2 separate regions of the Homo sapiens genome follow, and region 1 is linked to region 2. The links are chromatin contacts, found by Hi-C or POLR2A ChIA-PET in ENCODE. All regions are on one chromosome and are shown on one strand. Each heading gives the region's core, a stretch centred on a gene start or an enhancer-like site at or near the end of the contact. The rest is flanking DNA. Distances are from core to core; before and after follow the strand shown.

Region 1 (5,640 bases), core at 2,458-4,957, 700 kb before region 2:
TCGTAGCGGGCGCAGGATGAAAGGGGTGCCCCCCGGACTAGAAGAAGGAGACCCTTGGGGGGTCCAAAAAGAACTGTTGGGCGGTCTCCTCCCCGCCCCCGGCCTGGGGTACAGATGAGGTGTCGTAGGGGTGCGGGATGAAAGGTGTGCCCCCCCGGCCTCGGTGCTAGATGGAGAATGGGAGCCCCGGTGGGTCTCCTCTCCCCGGCCGGGAGTGTAGAACAGGTGTCCCTGGGGGTGCGGGAGGGAGAAGGGAGTCCCAGAGGGGCGGTAGGGGTCTCCCGCGAGACCAGCTACCGAGGGTCGGGGCACGTCTCACCTGCCGCAGGTCCAAGAGGCCGGCGGGATCGTCGGGCGAAAGCTCGGGACCCTCGCGGAGTCTCGGGCTGGCCGCGGAGCCGGGCGAGGCGCGAGCCCCGGACACGGCCCAGGGGCAGGCGAGGAAGACGGCGCAGGCGGCAGCGAGCAGCAGCAGCAGCAGCAGCCCCGCGACCAGGGCCCAAGGCAGTACGCGGCAGGCGCGAGCGCGGGGCGCGGGAGGCCACGGGGCTTCGGGGTCCAGTGAAGCGTCAGAGGCGTATTCCATGACGAGAGACTGCGGGAAGACACAGCGCGCCGCTTTTTATAGCTGCTTGGCTACAAAAGGAGGCCACGCCCCTCCGCCCGCGGCCACGCCCCTCCGCCCGCGGCCACGCCCCTTCCCAGCCCAGAGCCTTTCCCCTCGTCCCCGTGACTCTGCGGAATTTTCTCCACTCGGATCTCTCTCCGCTTTTCGCTCTCCTTTCCGTTTCCGGCCTTCCAAGCTCGGCTCCAGGTTCCTTTCTCCCTGCTGTCTCTCCATCGCCCTGGTTCTCCCTCTCTGCCGCTCTTTCCCGGTATCTCTGTGGGTCTCTTGCTGACTCAGTCTCCTTTGCTCTCTGTGTCTCCCCGTTAACGTCTTTCTCTGTCTCTGTTGATTGCCTCTGCAGTGGGTGGAAAGAGATCTTTCTCTCTCTCTGCCAATTTATGTCTATGCGTGCCTCTGTGCCTGTATTATCTCTGTCTCTGTCTCTCTCTATCTCTGTCTCTAATTCTCTCTCCCTGTCTCTGGCTCTGTTATCTCTGTCTCTGTATCTCTCTGTCTAACTCTGTCTCTGGCTGTTATCTCTGTCTCTCATTGTATCTCTCTCTGACTCTCTCTCCCTGTCTCTGGCTCTGTTATCACTGGCTCTGTCTCTCTATCTGTCTTCTCTCTCTCTGCCTCTGACTCTCTCTCCCCATGTCTGGCTCTGTTATCTCTGTCTATATATCTCTCTCTGTCTCTGACTCTCTCTCCCTATCTCTGGCTCCGTTATCTCTGTCTCTGTATCTGTCTCTGGCTCTGTTATCTCTGTCTCTCTATCTCTGTCTCTGACTGTCTCTGGCTCTGTTATCTTTCTCCCTCTCTCTGCTTCTGTTATCTCTGTCGCTGTCTCTGGCTGTGACTCTCTCTCTCTGTCTCTGTGTCTGGCTCTCTCTGTCTCTGTCTCTGACTCTGTCTCTGGCTCTGTTATCTCTGTCTCTATGTCTCTGTCTCTGTGTCTCTCTCCCTGTCTCTGGCTCTTTTATCTATGTCTGTCTGTCTCTTTCTCTCTGTCTCTGACTCTCCCTATCTCTGGCTCTGTTATCTCTGTGTCTGTCTCTCTGTCTCTGACACTCTCTCCCTGTCTCTGGCTCTGCTATCTCTGTCTCTGTATCTCTCTTTGTCTCTGCCTCTCCCTGTCTCTGGCTCTTTTATCTATGTCTGTCTTGTGTCTCTTTCTCTCTGTCTCTGACTCTCCCTATCTCTGGCTCTGTTATCTCTGTGTCTGTCTCTGTCTCTGACACTCTCTCCCTGTCTCTGGCTCTGTTATCTCTGTCTCTGTCTCTCTGTCTCTGGCTCTGTTATCTCTGTCTCTGTATCTCTCTTTGTCTCTGCCTCTCCCTGTCTCTGGCTCTTTTATCTGTGTCAGTCTGTGTGTTTCTTTCTCTCTGTCTCTGACTCTCCCTATCTCTGGCTCCGTTATCTCTGTCTCTCTCCATCTCTGACTCCCTCTCTTTATGCATCTCTGTGTCTCTCCCTGTCTCTGTATGTCTCTGGCTCTCACTCTTTCTGTCTCTCTCCCTGTTTCTCTCTGTCTCTGATTCCCTCTGTCTCTCTCTGACTCTCTGTCTCTCCCTGTCTCTCTCCTTTTCCTTCTTTAGTCTCTCTTTGTCTCCTTCCCCTCCTCTCAGCACCCCCTAGCCCCCCATCACTAGGACTCCCCCGGGTTCCCCCACATCCAGCACTTCCTAAGAAGGGTCAGGCTTCAGCCAAGCCTCAACCACCCTCACTCCTGGAGCATCTGCCCCCTGATCCCCAACCCCCCAGTGGAACCCTGAGTGTCATGCTCAGCCCTCCTGGCCACCTTCCCCGGGACCCCTGGGCCTTCCCTGGCCTGCCCCCACCCACCCACTGGATGGTTCCCGGCAGGAGCCCCTCGGGACCCTACAAGCAGAAGCTCGGAGAGTCCAGGTGGAGAAATTCCCCTTGCAAGAAAGGGACAGTGTTGAGCGAGTTGGAGGAAACACATTTCCCATCTGCTCTGGCCTGCTGGAGGCGGCCAATCCGGGGCTGGGAGGATGGGCCAAGAAGCGGTGAAAACTTGGCCCCAAAAGAGGAAGCACTCCCAGATGGAGAGGGACGTGACCCGGGGAAAGCCCTTGGCTGGTGTTGAAGTCCTGGTCTGCCCAGACCAGTGTGGGTCCACAATGGCCAACTCCCTTCCCATCTCCCAGCCCCATGGGAGATGGGAGGGTAGACCACGCCTTTCATCCCTCTGCTAGCAGAAGTCAACAGCCCATAAAATAAAGGGACTTTTGTTTTGCTTTCAGATACAAGGTCTTGCTCTGTCGCCCAAGCTGGAGTGCAGTGGCACGATCATAGCCCACTGCAGCCTCCAATCCTGGGTTCAAGCCATCCTCCTGTCTTAGACTCCTGAATAGCTGGAACTACAGGCACATACCACCATGCCTACCAATTTTTTTTTTTAATTTTTTACTTTTTATAGAGACAGGGTCTTGCTATGTTGCTCAGCTGGTCTCAAACTCCTGGACTCAAGCAATGCTCCTGTCTTGGCCTCTCAGCACTGTGATGCCAGTCATGCGTTACCGTGCCCAGTCATAAGGTAGACTTCTCATTCAACAGAACAAGTATCTTCCAGGTCAGCACTGTGTCTGATCCTGTATTGGGCCTCCCTGGGGGATTGCAGAGAAAACAGTAATGTTACTGGCTAGTGTTGAAGGAGCATTACCAAATGCTAAACACTTCCTATATACGGTTTGGGTACTCCACGTGTGAGGCCCGACCCAGCAACAGGGCCACTATCAATTAGCTATGCAAATTCTAGCACCCCGCCTAAACCTCCGGAAACTCTCAGAGGGGGTGTCCTCCAGAAGATTCCGACGGCCCCGCAAGTTTGAGAATGCCACTTGTGCCCACGTTTTTCCTTCGCATCTGCTATTCCTCGGCCTGGAACATTCTTTCCCCAGAACCGCAACTGCCAGACACTTTCTCACCACTCATGTCTCCCTTTACACCATCCCTTCCGGGTCAAGATGACAAACTGAACCAGCCTCTGTTTTCACTGTCTCCTGAAACTTCACTGTAGTCACACTTGAGCAATTGTTCGTAAACCAAAAAAAAAAAATTACAAGCCAGCAGAACGGAAAGGTGAGTTTCCTTAGATTTCCACCACCCCTAAGACCTACTCGTTGGTGAATCCCCTCAACTATGAATAATGTGGTGGATGGCGGCTAAAATACAGAAGTTTGCCATAGATAAATTTGCAGAAGAAGGCCGGGCGCAGTGGCTCACGCCTGTAATCCCAGCACTCTGGGAGGCTGAGGCAGGTGGATCACCTGAGGTCAGGAGTTCAAGACCAGCCTGACTAACATGGTGAACCCCATCTCTACTAAAAATACTAAAATTAGCCAGGCGTGATGGCAGATGCCTATAATCCCAGTTACTCGGGAGGTTGAGGCAAGAGAATCCTTGAACCCGGGAGGCGGAGGTTGCAGTGAGCCGAGATCGTGCCACTGCACTCCAGCCTGGGTGACAAAGTGAGACTCTATCTCAAAAAAAAAAAAAAATTGCAGAAGGGACACCAACTCCTCTCCACTTTCCATAAGAGAGAATCAGAGAAGCAATTTTTTGTTTTAAGATAGGTTCTCAGCCCAGCATGGTGGCTCACGTCTGTAATCCCAGCACTTTGGGAGGCTGAGGCGGGTGGATCACTTAAGTTCAGGAGTTCAAAACCAGCCTGGGCAACATGGTGAAGCCCTGTCTCTACTAAAAAAAAAAAAACTACAAAAATTAGCTGGGCATGGTGGCACTAGCTTGTAGTTCCAGCTACTTGGGAGGCTGAGGCGGGAGGATCACTTGAATCTGGGAGGTGGAGGTCACAGTGAGCCAAGATTGTACCACTGCACTCCAGCCTGGGTGACAGAGCAAGACTCCGTCTCAAAAAAAAAAAAAATAGACAGCATCTCACTCTGTTGCCCAGGCTGGAGTGCAGTGGTGTCATCGTGGTTCATTGCAACCTCAAACTCCTGGGCTTAAGTGACTCTCCCACCTCAGACTCCCCAAAGTGCTGGGACTACAGGTATGAGCCACCTCACCTGGCCCTTTCTAAGTAATTTTTATTTTTTTGAGGCAGGATTTCACACTGTCACCGAGGCTGGAGTGCAGTGGGTAATGACAGCTTACAGCAACCTCAACCGCCAGGCTCAAGCAATCCTCTCACCTCAGCTTCCCCAGTAGCTAGGACTATAGGTGCGCACCACAATGCTCAGCTAATTTAGTATTATTTGAAGAGATGGGGTTTCACCATATTGCCCAGTCCACCTCCTTGGCTCAAGTGATCCGCTCATCTCGACCTCACAAAGTGCTGGGATTATAGGCGTGAGCTACCTCGGTGGGCTGCTGAGTCGCCAGGTCCTTTTTCATTCTTATTTTTTATTTTATTTTATTGCATTTTTTCCTAAGTGAATGCACACAGGATATTTTATTTTATATGTTAATTGAGACGGAGTCTCTCCATGTTGCCCTGGCTGGTCTCTAACTCCTGGGCTGAATGGGTCCTCCTGCCCTGGCCTCCGAAAGTACTGGGATTACAGGTGTGAGCCACGGCGTGCAGCCTTTTTTTTTTTTTTTTTTTTTTCCCTTAAGAGAAAGGAATGGCCGGGGCGGTGGCTCAAACCTGTAATCCCAGCACTTTGGGAGGCCAAGGCAGGTGGATCACAAGGTCAAGAGATCGAGACCATCCTGGCCAACATGGTGAAACCCGTCTCTACTAAAAATACAAAAAATTACATGGGCGTGGTGGTGCGCACTGTAGTCCCAGCCACTCGGGAGGCTGAAGCAGGAGAATCGCTGGAACCCAGGAGGCGGAGATTGCAGTAAGCCGAGATCACCCCACTGCACTCCAGCCTGGCGACAGAGCAAGACTCCGTTTCCAAAAAAAAAAAAAAAAAAAAAAAGCAGAAAGGAAAACGGGCTGGGCGCGGTGGCTCACACCTGTCATCCCAGCACTTTGGGAGGCGGAGGTGAGTGAATCACCTGAGGTTAGGAGTTCAAGACCAGCCTGGCCAACATGGTGAAAC
Region 2 (5,601 bases), core at 1,258-3,757:
TGCACTCCAGCCTGGCGACAGAGCGAGACTCTGTCTCAAAAAAAAAAAAAAAAAAAAAAAAAATTAGCTGGGTGCGGTGGCCGGTGCCTGTAATCCCAGCTACCCAGGTGGCTGAGACACAAGAATCGCTTGAACCCAGGAGGCAGATGTTGTAGGGAGCCATGATCGCACCACTGCACTCCAACCTGGGCGACACAGTGAGACTGTCTCAAGAAAAAAAAAAAAAGGGGGGAGTGTCCCTTTCTGAGTGTGCAATTCTGTGTGGAAGGTGACTGTGTAGGATCATGGGTCCTGCCTGCTGAGCCCTTATGGGTGGTGATCTCTGTGTCTTGTGAGTGTGCTTGTGTGTGTGTGTGAGAGAGACCCTCATCCGGTGTGCCGATGCGCTGATGACAACCGCAGCCCCAGGGAACTGCAGGGGCTTCTCGGTTTATTTATGTTCCAATTCCCTGGTGGGCTGGGCCCGCGCCCTGTGGTTGGGACGCTGGATCTGGGTGGGAGACAGGAAGGCCGAGGTCCGGGAGGCCCCGGAGGGTGGGCAACACTCACACACACATGCACACTGTGGCAGGGGAGCTTCGGGGGGGCGGCAGACCCCTGATGGTCAGCTTTCTCGCTGTGTGTCCTGGGCTGAACAACACTCCTCTCTGAGGCCAGGCCATCTAGGATGGGGAAACTGAGGCTCGGAGTAAGCGTCACTTGGGCTTCCGCAGCGTCTGGGAACTCCGGCCTCTCTGCGGAGGCCGGGCTGAGTCGGCCCAAAGGGTGGAGGAATCCACCACCTTAAACCTCAGAGTCAGAAGACTGCGGGGGTAGGCGGGGACCCCAGCCAGCGGCAGCCCTGAAACTGCTTCCCAAGCAGATCACCCGCCTGGCCGCCAAGCCCTGCTCTCAGGGCTCCCTGGAAGTCCTGCTGATTAGCCGCCTTGAGTGTCTCCAGCTGTAGCTGTGGGTCCCCGGGAGCCAGGGGCTAGGGATGTTCCTTCATGGCTGGGTGATTCTCCCTGGGGGCGGTTTCCGATCTGCGCCCTCCAGCTTTGCGGGGGGTGGGGGGATGCGGGCTGAGCCTGGGAAGGGACACTGTGGTTAGAGGGTGGTCCTAAGGGCAGACGTGTGGGAAGGAGGGGAGGGGGCCCAGCTAAGGAGAAGGGTTGTAGCCTTGGGAACCCCCAGTCTGAGGGGCAGGAGGGGAGGAGTCTCGCCTCGCCGGTGCCTGCTCTGGGCTCGCAGTGCCCGCCCCTTCCCCGCCCCTCAGACCGACCGTGGGACCCGCCGACCCCTCCCGCGCTCTGGCAACCCAACACCCGAGGCCTGCCAAGCATCAAGGTGACACCGTGGGGAAATCTAAACACCGAGCCGGGCTTTTTCCATACTCCGCAGGGGCTCGTCGTAAATCCCCCCCGTGGAGGCCCGGCCAGGGCTTTTATGGGCCGAGGACCCAGGTCTCTGGGGACCCAGCTCTACACCAGCAGGCGCCGGCTTCGGGCTGGATGGGGCTGGCGCCCGCCCCAGGCCTCTCCCCGCCGGGAGGTGGGCAGCGTGCGGGTATTTTTAGTAGCTGGTGGAAGGAGATAGTGGCTTTCAGCTCACCCTGGTGGGCGAAGACCGGCCCGAGGAGGCCGTCGGATAAGGGAGGCCCAGGTCCACCTGGACCTCACTCTCCTCACCCCCAGAGTGGCTCCCCCTTCCTAGAAACCCACATAGCGGGATCAGTGCGGACAGGGAGACGCTGGGGAACTGATTCCACCTGGATCTCAGGCTCCTCACCCACAGTGTCTCCCCCTTTCCCCCTCTCCAGAAGTCCACACAGCAGAGAGGTGCAGTCAGGAACAAGCTGGGGAAACTGGGTCCACCTAGACCTCAGTCTCTTCATCCCAGAAGCGAGAGGTGCAGTCAGCGACAATCTGGGGAAACTGGGCCCACCTAGACTTCAGTGTCTTCATCCCAGAAGCCCGCACCGCGGAGAGGTGCGGAAGGGAACAAGCTGGGGAAACGGGGTCCACCTAGACCTCGGTCTCTTCATCCGAGCGTAGCTTCCCTTTCCCCTCCCCAGAAGCCCACACAGCGAAGAGGTGCGGACCGGAACACGCTCGGGACGGGCAGAGGGACCCGTAGGGAGGCAGGAAGGACGGTCCCTGCCAACATAGCCCCATTCACCCCATTTTCCTTTTTGTCCGCCATAAACTGGACCCACTTTGCATCTACCCTTCCCCCAAAGCAAACAGCATCCTCCCACTACCCTGCAGCTGGGCCCCCCCCACTGGTCCCCGCTTTCCCGGTGGAGACGGCGACGTGGCCCACACGCGAGCCCCTCGCCGAGGATGAATCACCAGCCAGCTCGAGTTGCCACACTTTATCTCAGTACAGTTATCGCGAGAGTCCCGGGGCCGCGCCGGCGTGCTCTACGCACGCGCAGTCTTTCGCGGGGCCGGCCAGTGGTGCCGTCGAGGCGGGGGGAGTGGCCGCCGCGCCGGCCGAGTGAGGTAGGGTCACACGCAGGCGCACTCGCGCGCCGACAGCTCGTGCACCGTGTGGTAGCGGCTGTGCGCGTCCAGGAAGGACACCTCGTCCTCGTAGGCCGTCGGGCGGCAGCAGGGCTGCGCGCGCACCCGCTCCCGCCGCAGGCGCCGCCGCTGGCGCAGTCGTCGCAGCCCGAGGTCGTAGACGCGCGCGGCAGCCTCGCAGGCGCCTGCGCAGTAGCGGAACAGCACCGTCTCGTCGGACGCGTAGCCCAGGCCCAGCTCGCTCACGCGCACCTCCAGCTCGCGCAGCCCGCAAGGCCGCGCCCCCAACCGCGCACGCGCGCGCCGCCGCCGGGGCCCCGCCCGACGGCGCGGACCTGGGGGCCGCCCAGCCCAGGGCGTCAGCTCGCGCAGCTCCATCGCATCCGGGGCCCCCTGCAGGAGTGCACGGTCTGCGAGGGGAGGAAGAGAAAGGAGGGGGGGTCAGTGGGTGCAGGGGGTGGGAGGGAGCCCCCTACCCTCTCTGTACCCCTGCAAACGAAGACCCTTGCTGGGACGCCAGGCCTAGACGGCTTCTCGTCTCACTCCCAGGTCCCAAATTTCCCCACCCTCTTGCTGAGCTGCTCATGCACCCTCTCTGGGCGGCACTGGGGGGCACGTACACACTCACACCCCTACGCTGGTCCAAAACCCCTTTCTGAACCCTGAGCCTATATTGGCTGCCCAGAACCTGGTCCATCCTTTCTGGGCCGCTTTCCAGCCCGTCTCACCTTGAGCTGAGCTGACCGGGGTCTCTAACTCACCTCCTCTGGGCCCCTCTCTCACCCCATTGCTGCTCCATTCTCCTCGTCCTCCATCGCAAATCTATCTGGACCCCGCCCCTATGCTGGGCTGCCCCAGGACACTGGTGCATCCTCTCTGGGCAGCACTGGGGGGCTGCTTCCCATGCCCTATCCCTCTTTAGTGAGGTTGTCATAGGTCTCTAGAGCCCCCTCTTCAGGCCCCGACGTCTGCTCTGAGGCCCCGGGCTTTTCAGACTCCCTCCATCCCCACTGCCCCGCTGTGCAGTGGAGCCTCAGTTTCCCTATCCAAGAAATGAATCGGGGTGTTTGGGTTTCTCAGAATGCAGAGGAGCAGCAGGTACCGCAGCCTACTGCATCCGAAGCCTGTGTGGGGACCCCACTCCATGGAGTGGCAGCAGCTACTGTCAAGGCCACCCCCATGTGACAGGTGACAAAACGGACCATCCCAAGGTCACATCATTAGCAGGTGGCCGAGAGAGAGCGACAGAGGCGGGCTTAAAGGTCATTCTTCCTGCCTTCATCGTTCACCCAAGTTTGGCCCAGGTCCAGCCGCTTTCTCCCACACTCGCCAGGAGGTGCCCAAGTCACCGATTCCCAGGGCCTGGCAGCCTAAATTTATTACCCAAGCGGTGGCTCCACCCCCAAACTCGGAAGCCCCGGGAGAGAACTGCAGACGCTGGAATGACAGGCAGCGCTGCTGGCGGACCTGCAGGCAGGGGACTCCCAGCCCCAGAGCAGGTGGCAGTCACGCTTGTGGTTGGGAGAGGAAATCTTTAGTCCCCACCTGCCCCCCGGGCTGGTGCACCTGGCTGTCAAAAGAATGAGCCTCTGGGTGGCCCTGGGGAAGGAGGGGCTGTCTGTCTCCTGGGGTTTGGTGGGGGAGGAGATGTCTGTTCCCACAGGGGGTCTCAGAAACGAGACAAACCCAGCCTCAGAGCATGACTCTGCCACTTTCGCCACTTGCAACCTCAGGCCTCAGTTTCCCTGTCTGTCCCATGAAGCTTCCATGATCTCTGTCTTGGCCGGGGCTGAGAGGGTGGGAAATCGGTGCGGGGGGTGGGCGATGACTGAGCAACCTAGTCCGTGTTCTTTAAGCCCCGGAGCAGGACTGGAGTGGCCAGGACTGTGCTGGGGGGTTAGGGGGCACACCCAACCCCAGAGGGGTGCATCGAAGCAGACATTTGTGGGCTTGCCCGATACAATACAGGTGCCCGGCTAAATCTGAATTCCATATAAACAATGAATAATCTTTTTTTTTTTTTTGAGACGGAGTCTCGCTCTGTCGCCCAGGCTGGAGTGCAGTGGCGCGATCTCGGCTCACTGCAAGCTCCGCCTCCCGGGTTCACGCCATTCTCCCGCCTCAGCCTCCCGAGTAGCTGGGACTACAGGCGCCCGCCACCACGCCCGGCTAATTTTTTTGTAATTTTAGTAGAGACAGGGTTTCACAGTGTTAGCCAGAATGGTCTCCATCTCCTGACCTCGTGATCCGCCCACCTCGGCCTCCCAAAGTGCTGGGATCACAGGCGTGAGCCACCGCACCTGGCAACAATGAATCATCTTTTAGGATGTCTGTCCCTGCCTCCCTGCAGCGGGGCTGGCTGCTTGCACAGGGGCTAGAACACAAGGTCCCCAGCCTGAAATTCCACCAGGAGCCTAGAACATGGGGACTTGGGGAGTCAGTGGCCACTCGCTTTTTGCAGTAGGGCAGACAGGCACCCGCCCATGGGCCCTGACCCTCCGCAGTGCCTGAAATTCCTCCATTCGTGCTTTGCCCCCCGCACCCCAAGTCCTGGAGCACTGGATTTTGGGGGTCCCGCCCGGGTCTCTGTCCCAGAGTCCTAGGAAGGACTTCACGCCGCTTGCAGAGAGGGAAGTGGTGGGAGGACAGAAGTGGAGCTCGTGCTGGAGGCCACCCTTGTGCATTGTAAGGACAAGAAAAGAGGATTGTGTGGGCTGGCAGGGGCGGGCGCAGACGCGCACATGGGCGTACTCGTGGCCCACACCCAAAGGCGCTGCACACGCACCCTGCCGGCATCCACGCCTCAGATGCCCGCGCAGGCGCACGCATGGACATGTGCGTGGGCACAGGGGTCAGGGCCCACGCACCACCCTCACCCCACAGCACCTGCGGTGGGGCAGGCATTAGGGATTGGTGGGGAGTTGGGCGAGGGTCTTGCCCTCAGGGTGGGCATTTCTGTGTCCCTATAGCAGCACTTTTGCCCGTGTCTGTGCCCCCAGCCCCGTCTCTCCTCTCTCCACCCCTCCTCACCCCTTCGAATCTCTGGGCCTTTCTTCCGGTTTTTAGCTCCTGCTCCATCTCCCGCCTCCCCTTGGTC

What was found. Hi-C counts contacts between places; a loop is a spot of excess contacts on that map. ChIA-PET counts read pairs that join two places held with the same protein, here RNA polymerase II (POLR2A). Pooled maps may share reads with other maps.
Region 1: a loop to region 2 is called in a pooled map, with 7 times the contacts of the local background. The contact joins two enhancer-like sites. A Hi-C loop is called at or near these places in 1 of 50 pooled maps. POLR2A ChIA-PET finds 5 or more read pairs at or near these places in 2 of 52 experiments (H1 and activated naive CD8-positive, alpha-beta T cell).

What each region holds. Positions count from the first base shown.
Region 1 is chr19:6,525,983-6,531,622 of GRCh38, reverse strand. TNFSF9 (TNF superfamily member 9) reads right to left here and starts at 597. Exons shown (of 3, transcript NM_003811.4): 1 at 320-597. The coding sequence starts at 586. RefSeq lists silencers at 330-399, 540-769 and enhancers at 2,690-2,949, 3,380-3,609. Within about 2 kb of position 3,707, at least 2 of the 41 ENCODE cell types and tissues checked have a DNase peak (open chromatin) inside an H3K27ac peak, as active enhancers do.
Region 2 is chr19:5,825,062-5,830,662 of GRCh38, reverse strand. NRTN (neurturin) reads right to left here. Exons shown (of 3, transcript NM_004558.5): 3 at 2,339-2,914. The coding sequence ends at 2,490. FUT6 (fucosyltransferase 6) reads left to right here. Exons shown (of 3, transcript NM_000150.4): 3 at 1-255. Among named protein-coding and RNA genes, the nearest start is that of FUT6, 12 kb to the left of the region's middle. RefSeq lists silencers at 1,553-1,602, 2,303-2,632, 2,803-2,872, 3,671-3,965 and an enhancer at 2,240-2,928. Within about 2 kb of position 2,507, at least 30 of the 41 ENCODE cell types and tissues checked have a DNase peak (open chromatin) inside an H3K27ac peak, as active enhancers do.